2 separate regions of the Homo sapiens genome follow, and region 2 is linked to region 1. The links are chromatin loops, found by intact Hi-C in ENCODE. Cell type or tissue: K562. All regions are shown on one strand.

Region 1 (8,000 bases):
TCTCTATAAAAAAAAGTACAAGCAAAATTTGCTACCAAAGTTCACAACTTTAACTTTTAACTAGGGTTTCCATGTCTTTGTCTTATTAAAGCAAATTTTTTAAAAAGCAAAATGTTTTTATTTGAGGACTTTTTTTTTTCCTTCTCAAACAATTCTTATTGTAAGCCTTTCTCTCCAGGCAGAAAAAATAATGTTGTTTGTATTGACCTATACATTGACTTAAATGGTTAAGTAGCAGTTAAGCTGACAGGAATGAAAAATAGAAAAAAAAAAAAGTCTATCATATGAAGCACATTATTTGAACAAAAGAAATTATTTCTACTGCATTAAATAATCCAATTACCTGCTTTCATGTTACTTGCCTTCTTATTAACAAAACCCAAAATGAAATACTAGGCACATCTGGGAGGCACACAAAGCTCATAAAACAGAAGTGCTTGGACAACCAGGATAAGAGGTGACATTTTCTAGGCTGAGCCTTTGTTGGTGTGGTATCACCTCATCGAGTTGGCAGGTCCATTAATCAAGGGACACTAGCATCCAGCCAGCTGAAAAGATGGGCCTGAACTGCTGAGTATTCATTACAGGAAAAATAACTCTTATAAAAACCTCTAGGCAGAGAAGACTTATCAACAAAAAACGAGGTAATGACTACGGCATCTGTGGATGTACAGAATTTACAAATGGAATTTCAGGATGAAATGGGGAAGTGGCGGGGGCCGGGGGGGAAGGAGAGCACATTTACACTTCAATGAGTGTGAGTTCAGAAGGTAATTTTTCACATTAATGTAATATACTTTAAATCACGAGGCATGAAATGAATTGCAGGTGTTTTAAATTTGCCAAGGTTTTATTATGAAGCTGATGGCTTTGCGCTGGGCTAATGGATCATCTCCTGAAGTACTTTGGTTACCTATGTAAGCATTATTATAATTAAAAATTATTATTTGTTTAAAGTTTGTTTTTTGGCCAAGTGCGGTGGCTCATGCCTGTAATCCCAACACTTTGGGAAGCTAAGGCGGGCAGATTGCTTGAGCCCACAAGTTTGAGACCAGCCTGGGCAACACATACTGAGACTCCATCTCTACAAAACATACAAAAATTAGCCAGGCTTGTTGACACACGCCTGTAGTCCCAGCTACTCAGGAGGCTGAGCTAGGAGGATATCTTGAGCCCTTGAGCCTGGGAGGTGAAGGCTGTAGTGAGCTGCGATCACAAGACTACTCTCCAGCCTGCATAACAGAGTAAATCCCTGTCTCAAAAAAAAAAAAAAAAAAAAAAAAAAAAGTTTGTCTTTCAACTCTGTATGTTTGAAATGCTTTTGGATTTTTCAGATAAAATTGAGTTTATCCAAATGAAACGTATCATCCTTTATGTAACTGCATCAGCCATAAAAGAAATACGTCTGTAAGCTTACAGGTTGAGGCATATAGTTAATAGCAGGCAAAATAGAAAAATCAGGCACAGACCTGTCTCATGAGTCCATCACCCATAACTCCCTACATTCTTTTATGTTTGTTAGTGTCTGAAACGCACCTGCCCAGCGAGTCATCGTTTTCCTTCAAAGCAGTCTCCAAAACCCAACCATTGGATTCCAACTCCAGGCAAAAAAAACGCTGACTTGCTTTTTCCCTCTGCAGTTTCTTCCTTTTTCAAACACTTCTAGGTTATAAATGTGCCAAGAGGGAAGTCACCTGGAGGTGCTGTGTGTTATCAGACCTCGTTTTCCTTTTGTCATGTGCACATTCTTGTCAGTACAAGTGGCCTTATTTTGGGTTTGGAAAATATGGCACTGCAGTGAAATGGTCCAGTTTCAGATTTGTACTCTCTGTGTTCTTGGGGTTATGCAATAATCATTACTGTGTATATAATGTATCAGTCAATAAATGGTTACACAGGTTCCATTAGACTCCAAATGGATGAGTAAGAACAGGTTTATAAGGTAATGTACATGCAGACATAGGTTATTACGACTTGCAAATGTAATTATGCATTACAATGGAATCTCACTTTAGAAATGGCCTAAATGTAGGACTGATTTCACTTGCTCCCCACTCACAGGCCCTTATTTTATTATTATGATTATTTGAGATGGAGTCTTGCTCTGTCGCTCAGGCTGGAGTGCGATGGCATGATATTGGCTCGCTGCAACCTCTGCCTCCCGGGTTCAAGCAATTCTCCTGTCTCAGCCTCCTTAGTAGCTGGGACAACAGGCACGTGCCACCCATGCCCAGCTAATTTTTGTATTTTTAGTAGAGATGGGGTTTCATCATATTGGTCAGTCTGGTCTCGAACTCCTGACCTCAGGTGACCCACCCACCTCAGCCTCCCAAAGTGCTGGGATTACAGGCGTGAGCCACCGCACCCAGCCTATTTTATTATTATTATTTTGAGATAGTATCTTATTCTGTCACCCAGGCTGGAGTGCAATGGTGCAATCATAGCTCACTGCAGCCTCACCCTCCTGCGCTGAAGCGATCTTCCCACCTTAGCCTTCTGAGAAGCTGGAACTACAGGTGCACACCACCATGCCTGGCTAATTAAAAAAAAAATTATAGAAATGTGGTCTTGCTTTGTTGTCCAGGCTGGTCTCAAACTCCTGGCTTCAAGCGATCCTCCCACCTGAGCCTCTCAAAGTTCTGGGATTACAGGCGTGAGCCACCATAGCTGGCCTAAAGGCCCTTATTGCTCAAAGTATCTATAAAGTACCTACCCCTTTACATGTGTGCTTTGTCCAGAAGATGGTCTCAGGACAGCCCTGGGGACAGATTTTAGCAAAATCTCAACATAGTTTTCTGTTACTCAATGCTCAATTGTTTCTTTATCTTTTGTCATTTGTTCAGTCGATTTGTTTATTCTTGTTTTTTGGCAACTAGAAAGTCATTTAGCAAACAAATACTAGGTTAATAAAAATGTGTAGGTCAGTAGGTTTTAAAGAAAAGAATGTAGACACTAGTATTTTGTTATTGTTTCGCTGCTTCTCTCAGAATTATCCTTATTTCCTATAGTGTTAATTAGTCATATTTTGGTCTTATCACACTCCAATAAAGGTAAAGAGGTTGGGCTTGGGGCTCACACCTGTAATCCCAGTACTTTCGGAGGCCAAGGTGGGAGAATCACTTGAGCCCAGGAGTTCAAGACCAGCCTGGGCAAAAACATAGTGAGACCTCCCCGGCCCCAATCTCTACTGGAATTTTTTTTTTTGAGACAGAGTCTCGCTCTGTCACCCAGGCTGGAGTACAGTGGTGCGATCTCGGCTCACTGCAACCTCCATTTCCCGGGGTAAGATTCTCCTACCTCAGCCTCCTGAGTAGGTGGGATTACAGGCACGCACCACCATGCCCAGCTAATTTTTGTATTTTTAGTAGAGACGGGGTTTCACCATGCTGGCCAGGCTGGTCTCAAACTCCTGACCTTGTGATCCACCCACCTTGGCCTCCCAAAGTGCTGAGATTTACAGGCGTGAGCCACTGTGCCTAGCTGAAAAATTTAAAATTAGCTGGGCATGGTGGTACATCCCCGTAGTCCTTGCTACTCAGGAGGCTGAGGTGGGAGAATCGCCTGAGCCCAGGGATTCGAGGTTGCGGTGAGCCGTGATCATGCCACTGCACTCCAGCCTGGGCCACAGAGCAAGACCCTGTCTCAGATAAATAAATAAATAAATAAATAAATAAATAGTAAGGAAGAAACTTGAAAATACATATATATTCTTAATAAATACTTAATTTGTGGTTTTATTGAGTTATTGGAGTCCCATGCCATAGGCCCTTCAAAAGTACATGTCCTCCCAAGAAAAATATTTAATTACAGTAACAAGCAGTAAATTGATAAAAGAACAAGAGGGCCAGGGTACACAGGAATTGTTTTATTGCCTTTTCCATGTCTCAGGCATTCTATAATTGTCTACTTCATCCATGTTCTGAAGCTAATTATTTATTCCATCCCCAGGATAAAGTTAGGTCTCTTGGTTTAACTTTGTATTTGCAGGTTTGACCTAATTCCTTGCCGGCTCATAATATAATTAAAGTTGGCATTTCCTTCTCTTATCCGCCCTCCCCACTCCCCGGCTTTCCCTCCCCGCTGTGTGCCTGTTTATCACTAGATGGTGCTAAGACTTGGGTTATAGCTGCCAGAGACTCTGGGAAAGTTGTTCAGGAGCCAAGCAGGCTGGAATTTGAGAACTGGAAGATGCCTTCAGAGCTCATCCGGACAGCACTTTTGTTTTACAAATGAGGAAACAGAAACTCAGTGAAAATAAGTAATTTGTCAGAGACCCAGAGATCTCTCCCCTCCTTTTTTTTTTCTCTTTCTTATCTGTTAATAGCTTCCAGTGTTACCTCATCACCCAGGAAGGAGCACAGCTCAGAGAGCAACAAGGTCAGAGTTGCTTTGCAGAAAGCACTTTGGCAGCTGCATGGTACCATTCATTGATTCATTTATTCATTCCAAAAGCAGTTATTGGGTACCTACTTTTTGCTTTGCATAGTGCTAGACGTTGGGAATAAAAATCAGATGAGAATTCCTAGGATTCTAGGAATTCACATTCTCTTAGGAAATACAGAAATGCAAAAAAAAAAAAAAAAAAAAAAAAGAAAGAAAGAAAAAGAAAAACAAACAAACAAACAAAAAAAACAAAAATCACCCCCTAAATCAAAGATGCTATAATAGACGTGATTATAGGACACTCTGGTCACTTGGAGGAGTTTGCAGCCAGCTGCATTCATAATTCAAAGGGAAGATTTTGGTGAGCTAACATTGGAGGCTGAAGCGCATATCGGATCTTGTAGGCAGAGGAATGGGAGGGAGGGCAGTCCAGGCAGACAGCATCATGGGTGAAGGCTTGGAGAGCTGGTGAGGCTTGGTGGAGACAGCAGCTGATTGTGGCTGATGACCAAAGGGCAGGGTCAAAGGGGCAGGTGGTAATCTGGGAAGGAGGGGACGGACTTCATCCGAGGTGTCATGTTCAGGAATTTGTACTTTATCCTGAAGGCTACAGGACAACCCAGTAAAACGTATTGCTCGGAAAATGGCACAGATGGAGTTTCTTTTCAGGAAGAACACTCTGACAGCTGCATGGAAGCCCAGACACCAGGAAACCCTCAGATTGGAGGCTGGTGTCCCGGAGCAGTGCAAGGTAAGGGCCTGGCTGGGTTGGGGCAGTGGGAATGGGAGGAGGAGGCCTGTTGGAGAGAAATTTCAGAAGCAGGACTGACAACATCTTTTTGAAAAACAGTGATTGGGATTGTAGCTAATATTCTTAGAAGATGGTTACCACTCTGGTATTTGAATTACTTATAAAACATTGAAGGGATGAAATTTTAATTGAATACACATATTACTTGAATACAATTTTTGAAATTATTTTTAAAATACAACTTAATGGCAGTATAGTAATCCTCCCTTATCCACAGTTTTGCTTTCTGAGGTTTCAGTAACCCTCGGTCAACCAAGGTCCAAAAATATTAAATGGAAAATTCCAGAAATAAACAATTCATGAATTCTAAGTTGCACGATGTTCTAAGTAGCTTGATGAAATCTCAGCCAGGCAAGGTGGCTCACACCTATAATCCCAGCACTTTGAGAGGCTGAGGCGGGAGGATCACTTGAGCTCAAGAGTTTGAGACCAGCCTGGGAAAGACCCTGTCTGTACTAAAAAAAAAAAAAAAAAAGCCAGATGTAGTGGTAAGCACCTGTAGCCCCAGCTACTCAGGACAGAAAATTAAATAATAATAATAATAAGGACGTCAAAAAGCTCCCAGGGAGTAGCAGGTAAGCCCAGCTGCCAGAATTCGCTTCCAGAAGCTCATCCTTGTTCTTTGATGATCTATACATATGACTAGCCAGTACTTCCACTCCTTCAGCTTGAAAATATTTTACCTGTTGGAAAGATTATTATTATTACTATTATTATTTTGAGGCAGAGTTTCACTTTGTTGCCCAGGCTGGAGTGCAGTGGCACAATCTTGGCTCACTGCAAACTCCGCCTCCCAGGTTCAAGTGATTCTCGTGCCACAGCCTCCCAAGTAGCTGGGATTACAGGTGCACACCATCACGCCCGGCTAATTTTTGTATTTTTAGTAGAGACAGGGTTTTGTTAGGCTGGTCTTGAACTCCTGGCCTCAAGTGATCCACCAGCCTTGGCCTCCCAAAATGCTGGGATTACAGGTGTGAGCTACCGCGCCTGGCCTAGGAAAGATTATTTTGATCACATGGCTCCCTTTTGCCCTTCTGGCCCCCAGTACCATGGTGCAAATTGTTTTATGATCGACCCCTGGGAAAGTGGACGCTGGGTCCACGGTCCTTCCTGCCACCTGCAATACATCCTTGGGAACATCCAGACCAGCCATGTGCCCTGATCAGCTTTGTTTCATTTATGAGATTGATAATTAACAAATTAATTATCTAAGGTTGTGCAGTGAGAGAAGGAAAGACATTGAGATAGAAAGTTAATAGTGTCAGAGATGTCCTAACCAGAGTGACTCCATCTTGAATAAAGGCTGGGTAAAGCCAATCCTGCTGGGTAGCATTCCCCATTTCCAGGGGGTTGGTACTGTTGGTCACAAGATATTTATGGCTGAGGGGATGAGTTAATGATGCTAACTTACCAAATAAAGACCCAGAACTTATGGAAACGTCCCAATATTTCAAGAACAAAATGCATTCTTAGTTTAAGAATAGGTTTTGCTTTAAAGATAATAGTACACATATAAATTCTTGTGGAAATCAGTAGTAGCATAGGAAAATAACAATACTAATAGCCCGTCACAAGCTGATCAAAAGTCTTTGTAATGAAGTATGCTATTCTTAACAACCTATATAAGCAAGCACTATGTTTAAGGTGAGGCATTCTTGGCCAGGCATGGTGGCTCATGCCTGTAATCCCAGCACTTTGGGAGGCTGAGATGGATGGATCTCTTCAGCTCAGGAGTTGAAGACCAGCCTGGCCAACATGAAAAAACCCTGTCTTTACAAAAGATATAAAAATTAGCCAGGCGTGGTGGTATGTACCTCTAGCTCAGCTGCTTGGGAGGCTAAAGTGGAAGGATCAATGGAGCCTGGGAGGTTGAGACTATAGTAAGCCATGATAGTGCCACTGTACTCCAGCCTGGGTGACAGAGGGAGATATTGTATCTAAATAAATAAATAAATAAAAAGTTTAAAGTAGGGGCATTCCTCCTCTTGCTTTCTGAGGAAGCCCTACTCCGTAATAGTCTCTAACAAACTATCTTAACTTCGCTATACTCTGCAACTTGCCCTGAATTCTTTCCCAAGAAAGTGAGATCTAAGAGCCCACTCTTGGGGTCTGGGACAAGACCCATTTTCTGGTAACAGCAATGGTAATGAATGAACATATGTAAGTTAATTATCATTTGGATGTCCAGTTTGATTTTCTTATTTTAAATTTTTTTGAGACAGAGTTTCACTCCTGTTGCCCAGGCTGGAGTGCAATGCATGATCTTTGGCTCACTGCAACCTCCTCTTCCCAAGTTCAAGTGATTCTCCTGCCTTAGCCTCCTGAGTAGCTGGGATTACAGGCATGTGCCACCATGCCCAGCTAATTTTGTATTTTTAGTAGAGACGGGGTTTCACCATGTTGGTCAGGCTGGTCTTGAACTCCTGACTTCAGGTTATCCACCTGCTTCGGCCTCCCGAAGTGCTGGGATTACAGGCGTGAGCCAGAGCCCCAGTTTGATTTTCTAAATTGTACTCTGCCTTTATAGAATTTCCTAGGGAGGAATTAAGGGAGCTTCACCTGCCCCACTTGTTTTTATTTTATTTTATTTTATTTTATTTTATTTTATTTTATTTTATTTTATTTTATTTTATTTTATTTTATTTTTGAGACAGAGTCTCACTCTGTTGCCCAGGCTGGAGTGCAGTGGCACGATCTCAACTCTCTGTAACCTCTGCCTCCTGGGTTCAAGCCATCTTTCCTCCTCAGCCTCCTGAATAGCTGGGACTACAGGCATGCGCCACCACACCTGGCTAATTTTTGTATT
Region 2 (8,000 bases), 210 kb after region 1:
CAGACAGGAGAGGGCTCAGCCTGGGGGGCATGTGTTGACTCCCAGAAGGCAGAAAGAGAAATCAAAGAAGCATTCCAGTCCCAGGGAAGGCCTCGCAGTAGCCCCTACTCCAGGTCCCACCCTGCCCAGGTCCAGATCTCTGATGCCTTCCTGCCTCCCCTCACAGCCCCAGGTGCCAAACTTACTGGCTGGCGGGGGCAGCCGAGGGCCTCCTTGAGGCCTTCTGGGGATGCTTCAGGAACTGGCTGAGCAGCTGGAGGTCCCTTTTGAGCTCGCACATGTCCACCGAGGCATTGTGAGCGGCCGTGTGGGGAGGACCTGGGGGAGGGGTGGACAGGCCCCCGCCGAGGCTGCCGATTCAGGTCCCAGGACCCTCCCATTCTGCCCCCTACCACCCTGACATGACTCTGAATGCCTCGATCTTTACTTTACAAAGGGGAAACTGAGGCTTCAAGAAGCAGAGTGGACTCTGCCAAGGCCACTCAGATGAGGCCAACCCGTGGGGGTTGTGTCTTACAGAACCCGCCAGCAATGCCAGCCCCAGCGGGATGGGGTGGGATGTGCCTTGCTCAGCACCCTCCGCAGACACCTTCGGCTACACACACGGAGCAGAGAGGGCCCAGCCAGGCCTCCTTAGGAGGGATGTGCGGGGCTTGGTGGTGGTTCCTGGGACTCCACACCCACCAGCCTCCCTGACTCCAGGCTCGGGCCCCTCTGCCCAGGTAGCGTGGGCGGCCTACTAAGGCGGCCGACTAAGGTGTCTCCAGGGATTAGCTGGGACTCAGATGAGGAAGACAAACAGTGGGGGTTGGAGGGTATACTTTCTGTGCCACTGAGGAAGGCAGGCCCTGGGTAGCTCCATCTTTTGAATGCATAACCGAGAAAGCCTGGGTTTTAGGTGATTTGAAATCCCTGGTCCATGTTTTTTAAAAACCCTCTACAGGCCAAACAAGACCAAGTTCAGTCTGGTCTTCAGAATGCCAATTTGCAACTAGGATCAACTTTGCCCTAAATCCTCCCAGGTTGCGGGGCAGAATCCCAGCCTGGGGTGTGGGGAACCCCCCACCACTGACGGGCCTGGGCCTGCCTGTTGCACTGGACATAATCATTAGCCTGTTACACTGACACAATCAAAGTGCTGTGCCCCCCACCCCTGAAAGCCCTGCCTCAAACTTGAGGTGCTGGAAAGACATGAAAACCCCCCAGTAAACCTTCAAGCTCCTTCTGATGCTCCTCCCTTCCTGGCCACCATTCAGCATTTAATGGTGCTGAATGGCAGTGGCCACATGTACCTGTCACACTCAAGGGGGAAGATGCAGCTTCTGGACCTCAGAGTCAACCCCACTGCTTTCCTGACCTTTGACCTCTCATACTCCGCCCCTCACCCCTACCCCACTCCAATCAGCTGCTGGGTTCAAATCCTGGCTCTCCCATTGGCTAGCTGTGCAGCTTTGGGCATCCTCTCTGTGCCCCAGTTTCCTCCTCTGTGAAAGGAAATAAACAGTCTACACTGATGCTGAGGAAGAATTCTTCCTGGGGCTCTTGATCTTCAGTCCCTTTCCAGTCTCTGCTCTCTCACCCTATTCAGACCTCATCCTCCTTCACCAAGACCTTCTCTGCAGCCTCAGGACGGGCCCTTGCCCTTCCATCCTCACCCCTGCCTGCCCACAAAGTAACCATCAAGGGACAGTGGGGCCGAGCGCAGTGGTTCATGCCTGTAATCCTAGCACTTGGATTACACTCCTCCCCTCCTCAGACACCTTCACTGGCTCCCCAGTGCCTGTGAGCAAAGCCCAGTCTTCATGATCTGATATTGTGAGCCCAGTCCACTTTGCATTTTGCCTTCCCTGCCTCTAGACCACTGCCCAGTTGTTCCCTCCGCCTGGAAGTTGCCTTACTGTGGAAGGAGAAGGTGAAGCTGGCGGCACTGGGCAGGCTGATGTTCTGAGGGCTCCACCAGGAGGTGACAGAAGTGGCTAACAGCGGGGGGCCCTGAGCCAGGCTCTCCTCCTGGTGCTGGAAGCAGAGGAGGCTAGAGGCTTTGTCACTCAGCAAGAAGTCACGCTTGCCATAGAGAAGATGTAATCTCCCAGCATGTCGGTTCCAGTAGAGGCAGAAGTGGTAGAGGCCCCTGGGGTCAGGGAAGGATCGGGAAGCAGGGTGGGCTGCAGGGAAAGGGGCATGGACTGTGAGGGCCTCTTCGGAGTTCTCGATGGAGATGCGCAGGTCTGGTGTGGGTTTGTAGTGGAGGCTGCTCCTGTGTGTCTGGTTCCGCTGGCTGCAGAAGCGAAAGTCTTCCCTGTGGCCCCTGCCGTGGGCACCTGAGGAGGCAGAGGCTGCAGATGGGACCCCGTGGCAGGGGCTGACCAGAGGCATGGAAGGGGACAGGACCTAGGCTGAGTACATGTGAACCTGGAGCCTGAGATTCACACACATTCCAAGGGTCTACAAAAATGTGTTAGTCTTTCCCACTCAAAACTTATCAGCATCAAACTATAAAAAGAGGAAACTGAGGCCGGGCGCGGTGGCTCACGCCTGTAATCCCAGCACTTTGGGAGGCTGAGGCGGGCGGATCACGAGGTCAGGAGATCGAGACCATCCCGGCTAAAACGGTGAAACCCCGTCTCTACTAAAAATACAAAAAATTAGCCGGGCATAGTGGCGGGCGCCTGTAGTCCCAGCTACTTGGGAGGCTGAGGCAGGAGAATGGCGTGAACCCGGGAGGCGGAGCTTGCAGTGAGCCGAGATCCCGCCACTGCACTCCAGCCTGGGCGACAGAGCAAGACTCCGTCTCAAAAAAAAAAAAAAAAAGAGGAAACTGAAAACGAATAGTAATTTCAAGGGGAAAACATATTTTTAACAGCAATGAAGTATTTAATGAGGCCATGGCTGACATAGACGGTTGTGCAGGTGGTACACTGCACAAGAATGCTCTGGCTGCAGAGGTGAGTGGGGCCAGTACCCCATCCATATTCCATACCCTAAGCTGTGCACTGCAGGGCTGCACCTGCCAGAAGGAAGGAGTGTCTTTTGCTTTTCTCCAAGGTACCCTCCACTAGCCGAGCTGTAACTGCCTAAAGGAGTTAGCATGTGTGCTGGCAGCCACCCTAGGCACAGGGGCATTTTAACGTAAGTTCCAACAGCCCAGGGCACCCCTGGGAAGACCTGCCTTGGACCAGGAAGAGCAGACTCAGCAGGAACAGTGTCGTCTGCAGCAGCGACTGGGGAGTCATTTTCCTCCGACGGAGTCACTCTTGGAAGTCACCACCTGGAAGAGACCAGGAGTGTTAGCTGGGAGTGTGGACTGTGTGGTGGTTGGGCTGGCCCTGCAGAAGAGGAGGCCAGTGTGGCATGGATGTGGGAGGTGAGGTGGGGAAGCAAGTGTGGAAAAAGCCCATGGACCTCCCCAGAGCGGCCAGAGGCCGCTCCCCAAGAGGCAGTGAGGCCAGGCGTGGTGACTTATGTCTGTAATCCCAGCGCTTTGGGAGGCTGAGAAAGGAGGATCGCTTGAGCACAGGAATTCAGACCAGCCTGGGCAACACAGTGAGACCCTATCTCTACAATAAATAAACAAAATTAGCCAGGCATGGCGGTGTATGCCTGTGGTCCCAGCTACTAGGGAGGCTGAGGTGGAAGGATCACTTGAGCCCAGGAGGTCGAGGCTGCAGTGAGCTATAACTGCGCCACTGCACTCCAGCCTGGGTGACAGAGTGAGACCCTGCTTTAAAAAAAAAAAGGCGGGGGAGTGGCTGTCCAGAGTCCAGCTGAGTTCCAGTCTCAGTTCCACCTTTTGCCCGCTGCAGGACCTTGTGTAAGTCACTCAAAATCGGGCTAATCGTAGTACCTCCCTCCTGAACCCAGAGTGACGGGATTATCTTATCTAGAATCTGGCATGAGGGTTCTACCTGGAACCGTCACCACCTTGCCCCTCCAGGCCCGGAGGGAACACAGAAAAAAGGGGGCTCCCAGAGTTCTCCCCAGCTACCTCCCTATCATCATTCCTGAGACCTAGCTCAGAGGACACCTCCTCCAGGAAGCCCTCCTCAACTCCCTCCAGAGTCAGTCCCAGCCTCCTTTGGTTCACACCACTGGCCAAAGCCCCTCCCCACCCCCAGTAGCCTCCTCCAGGTAGTGGGAGACGTGCATTCCCTCCTCCTTGGTCAGCCAGGGAGCACCTGATCCATCTCTGTGGGCAGGCCCTGGCTGTACAGAGGTTGCTGGATAAAGGCTGTGGGGATGGACAGTGAAGGAACTAAAGGATCAATGCATCCGCGACGCCCTCTACAGGAGCCAGAGGGGAAGGGCGCTTCCTATCATGACCGCCAGGGGGAGCCAGTACCCAGGGTCCAGAGCATCTGGAACAGCAAAGGGACCACGGTTTCTGCTGGGGACAAGGACTCGGTATTGCCCCGCCCTGGCAAGGATGGAGCAAATCTGACCCCCTAAGCTCTCTATTAGCTGAGCGGCTACTATCTGCCAGCCTCTGTGTTGACCCATCCCACCCCTGCATCTGCATTGATTCCCACTCCAACCCTCTGAAGTGGGCACTGCTGTTGACCCATTGCACAGATGGAGAACCTGAGGCCCATGGAGTTAAATGACTTGCCCAAAAATGCTCCCGAGGCCAGGGGCTTTCCCTGCCTGGTCAGGACTATAGTGCCTGGCAGGGAACCTGTGGCCCTGGCACTTGTAGACTTGCCAGAAGGCTTGGCCCTCCCTATGGCCAGCCGGCCCTGTGGCAGAGCTGGGTGCTCACAGACACAGACAGAACCTCATCCTGCGTGGCGCGGCAGCTGGCCACAGTGACAGAGGCAGTCATCGGCCACAAGCCGGAGAACACACGTGGAGTCTGAGTTTAAGAGAAACCAAGGAGGACTTTCAGGAAGAGGTGGCTTTTGAACCAAATCATTGAGAGCAGCATTAAAAGAAGGGGTGTCCCAGGCAGGAGCTCAATGTCTCCTTCCTGGGCCAGTCCTCCCTCAAATAAACCTGGCCCCTTCGACTGAGAGCCAGTTCCCTGCGTCCCACCATGTGGAATGGAACCCCAATTTCTCAGGCCTTGTCAGTTCAGTCGTAGGTCAAATAGGCACATCATCTTGCCCTGGTGGCATCACAGAGCCCTTTGAGAAGAAGGATGTGAAAGTGTTTTAGGGAAGGGCACCATTTCCCAGGTTGTGATTTGTAAGCATTTTGATTCCTTTTGAAACTGCCTCCTGCCACCTCTGACCACTGGAAGGAAACCCAACATCCGGGGACAGGGACATGTCCCTTCCGGACCCCCTCTTTCCTTCTGTTTCCTGTCAGTCTCTGTTGCTGTCCCCCTCTGATTGTCAGTTCAAATGCCACTTCCTCCAAGCAGCCCCTCACTGCTACCACCACTCCCTACCTGTAAACTCGAAGCTGACAAATCATTTGGAGAATTTGGATCCAAGGCCCAAAGAGGGCCAGTGACCTCCTGAGGTCACATAGCAAGCAAGGAAGGAACTGGCCAGAATCCATGCATCTCCCTGGCTTACTGACCTTCAAAGTGAGCCTTCACTGTCAGTAGGCATGGCTGAAGGACAAAGCAGAACCACCGTGTCACTTCAGCCCTCCTGGATTGGCCCTTGAGAGTAAAGGAGGGGAGTACAGGTAGAGAGCTCCCCATCATTGGAAGGAAACAAGTGAAGCGACAACATGGGGTTCCACGGAAGAAATCCAGACACACACAAGGGACCAACTGTCCCTGCCACTTCCTGAGTCATCCCCACTCCACCTCAGCTGTTTGAACAACTACTCCAAGGTGGACAGCCCTGGCTCCATTAACATGCTTGAGGCTTGAGGGGAGGGGCTGGCTGGCTTCCTTTAACCCATGGGGTAGACTCTAGAGCCAGACTGCCTGGGTTCAAATCCTGACTCCCTCACTAGCTGTGTGTCCTTGGGCTAGTTACTCACCTTCTCTGGGCCTCGCTTTCCTCACTAGTAAAGAAGAATAAAGAAGTCAACCTCACTCAAAGGTCATTGTGAGAATTAAATGAATTGATACCTGTAAACGGCTTAGAGGCAGGTGCCATCAGTCTCAGCTAAGTATCTCTGTACTTTCTAAACAGCTCATGCCTGCCCCTAACTCAGCCCCCTGGGCCTGTCACAGGCCCCTCCTCCCTGTTTCCCCCTCTTCCCGTACGGCCCCCAGCAACCAGCTCACCCACCAGAGCACCTTGAGGGGAAATTCTTAGAGCATGAAGCTTCCTTTCCGGGAGAGTGCAATGGAAGGTTAAACCCCACCCAGAAAACTTCCCTCCTCCAGAAGCCCGTTGGGACAGGAGAGCTGGGCTGGGGACAAGAAAGTTGCCACACAGATTGGGCAGGGGGACACTGTCACGCTTGTCCACTTAGCGCCCCTCCTTCATCCCTGCCTATGCCACCCCTCCAGGTCTGCCCCACGCACACACACCTGCCACCTGCCCACCCACCCACCCAGGCGCCAGGGATGTAGCATGAGTCTCCGCACAGACCCCTGGGACCTGACCTGTCTCTGCCTCTGGAGCCGCAGATCCCCAGCGCTACAGGGCCTCAGCCATCAGGCGCTCAGTACCAACCACGGCCCCACAGGCAAGGGCCCTGCCTCTGCTCACACAGAGCCAGAGGGAGTGGCTGAGCAGGGGGCATTCTAGCAACACCCCCGCAATGATAATGTTAGTGGTGACATCCACGTTATCACACCAAACCCTCAGAACCACCCTGTGATACGGGTCTCACTGCTACCATTTTACAGATGCGGACACTGAGGCTGGGGAAGGCTGTGTGTTCTGAGATCACACGAGCGTGGTGCCAAGTCTCCCCCTCCTTGTAGAGCTGGCATTGATAAAGGCCCCAGAGATGCACATCCTTCCCAACTCCCCGGCTTTAGAATCCCCACAAAGGGAAGGAGAGGAGAATGGAGAGTAGCAGAGAATCCAGCCTGGGATAGAGGGTGCTGGGGCTGAGGCCCAAGGAAGCCCCCACAACCCCCAGCTTCCAGAGCAGCCGCCCTTGACCTCAGACCTTCCGTAAACACACACAGGACAGAACAGGCCAGTCCAGTCTGACACAATGGGGGCCACATCATGGGGTTCCCCAAGGATCCAGCAGAGTGGAAGGTGGCCAGGGTTTGTCTGAGCTGAGACCCCCACCCCACCACCAGCCCATCCCCCGCCCCACCCCCAGGGCTCCAGCTCCAGACCTGGCTCAGCCCTGCCCCTCTGCACGGTGGGCAGTGGGGACCCACGGCTCGCTTTCTCCCGGGGGACCTGAGTCACTTCCGTGTGGAGCCACGAGTCACCGCTGCCCAGGCCAAGCTCCTGGAAAACCCATTTCCTCAGAGGATGGAGGTGGAAGTTGAGTGGACAGGACCTGGACGGCTCTGGGATTAACCCTTCCCGGGCAGGCGCCTCTCTGCTGTCTCCTGCCGGGAAGACCCACGAACCTGGCCATCCACTGCTTCCTTCTTCCCTTTACACACAGTGACCACTGCCCGCCCCCGAGCACAGGCATCCCACCCACAGACCTTTGCCCCTTGGTGTCCCTTTGCCTTGGATAGCACTTAGCCCCGTGACATTCCGCTCATCTTTGAGACGAGCTAAGACAAGTCCTCCCCATGAAGCCTCACCTACCCGTCCATTCCTTGCCAAAATTAACGCATGTTCCTGCTGGCCCACAACCCACCCTCAACACAACACGCCCCCCATTGCCACAGGCGCTCACATCAGAGGCTCCCAAGCCTGCCGGTGGGTCAGACCTTCCTCTGGGAGTGAGCTGAAATGCAGATTCACAGTCCCGGCCCAAAGAGGGTCTGATGGGGTGGGCTTGGGAGCTTGGCTTTAACAAGCATCCCGTTGATGGACATACTGCAGGCTTGGGAACCACGGGCTTATGAACCAGGGAAAGGCACCAGCAGCCCTGGTTTAGAGATGGTCAGAGAGGGGAGGGACTGGCCCCGCATCCCTCAGCTGCTAGATGGTAGGGCCTGGACTCGGGGCCAG

Evidence for each region. A loop is a pair of places that touch in the nucleus more often than their neighbours do. Peaks named below come from ENCODE experiments on the same cell type or tissue, not always from the same donor. Only the 100,000 strongest peaks of a DNase experiment are listed, where the experiment ranks them.
Region 2: a loop joins it to region 1, with 3 times the contacts of the local background. A loop is called at or near these places in 5 of 110 quality-filtered maps.

The regions. Positions count from the first base shown.
Region 1 is chr16:57,859,863-57,867,862 of GRCh38, reverse strand. It overlaps a transcript of KIFC3 not described here. Among named protein-coding and RNA genes, the nearest start is that of KIFC3, 61 kb to the right of the region's middle. In K562, a CTCF peak has its summit at 4,103 (motif pointing right); a DNase peak (open chromatin) is centred at 4,082; H3K27me3 peaks cover 497 bases.
Region 2 is chr16:57,645,521-57,653,520 of GRCh38, reverse strand. It overlaps ADGRG1 (adhesion G protein-coupled receptor G1), which reads right to left. Exons shown (of 14, transcript NM_201525.4): 2 at 3,170-3,268; 3 at 1,899-2,321; 4 at 186-318. The coding sequence starts at 3,233. Among named protein-coding and RNA genes, the nearest start is that of ADGRG3, 19 kb to the left of the region's middle. RefSeq lists a silencer at 1,917-2,317. In K562, CTCF peaks have their summits at 1,961 and 4,312 (motif pointing right); DNase peaks (open chromatin) are centred at 1,380, 1,970 and 4,300.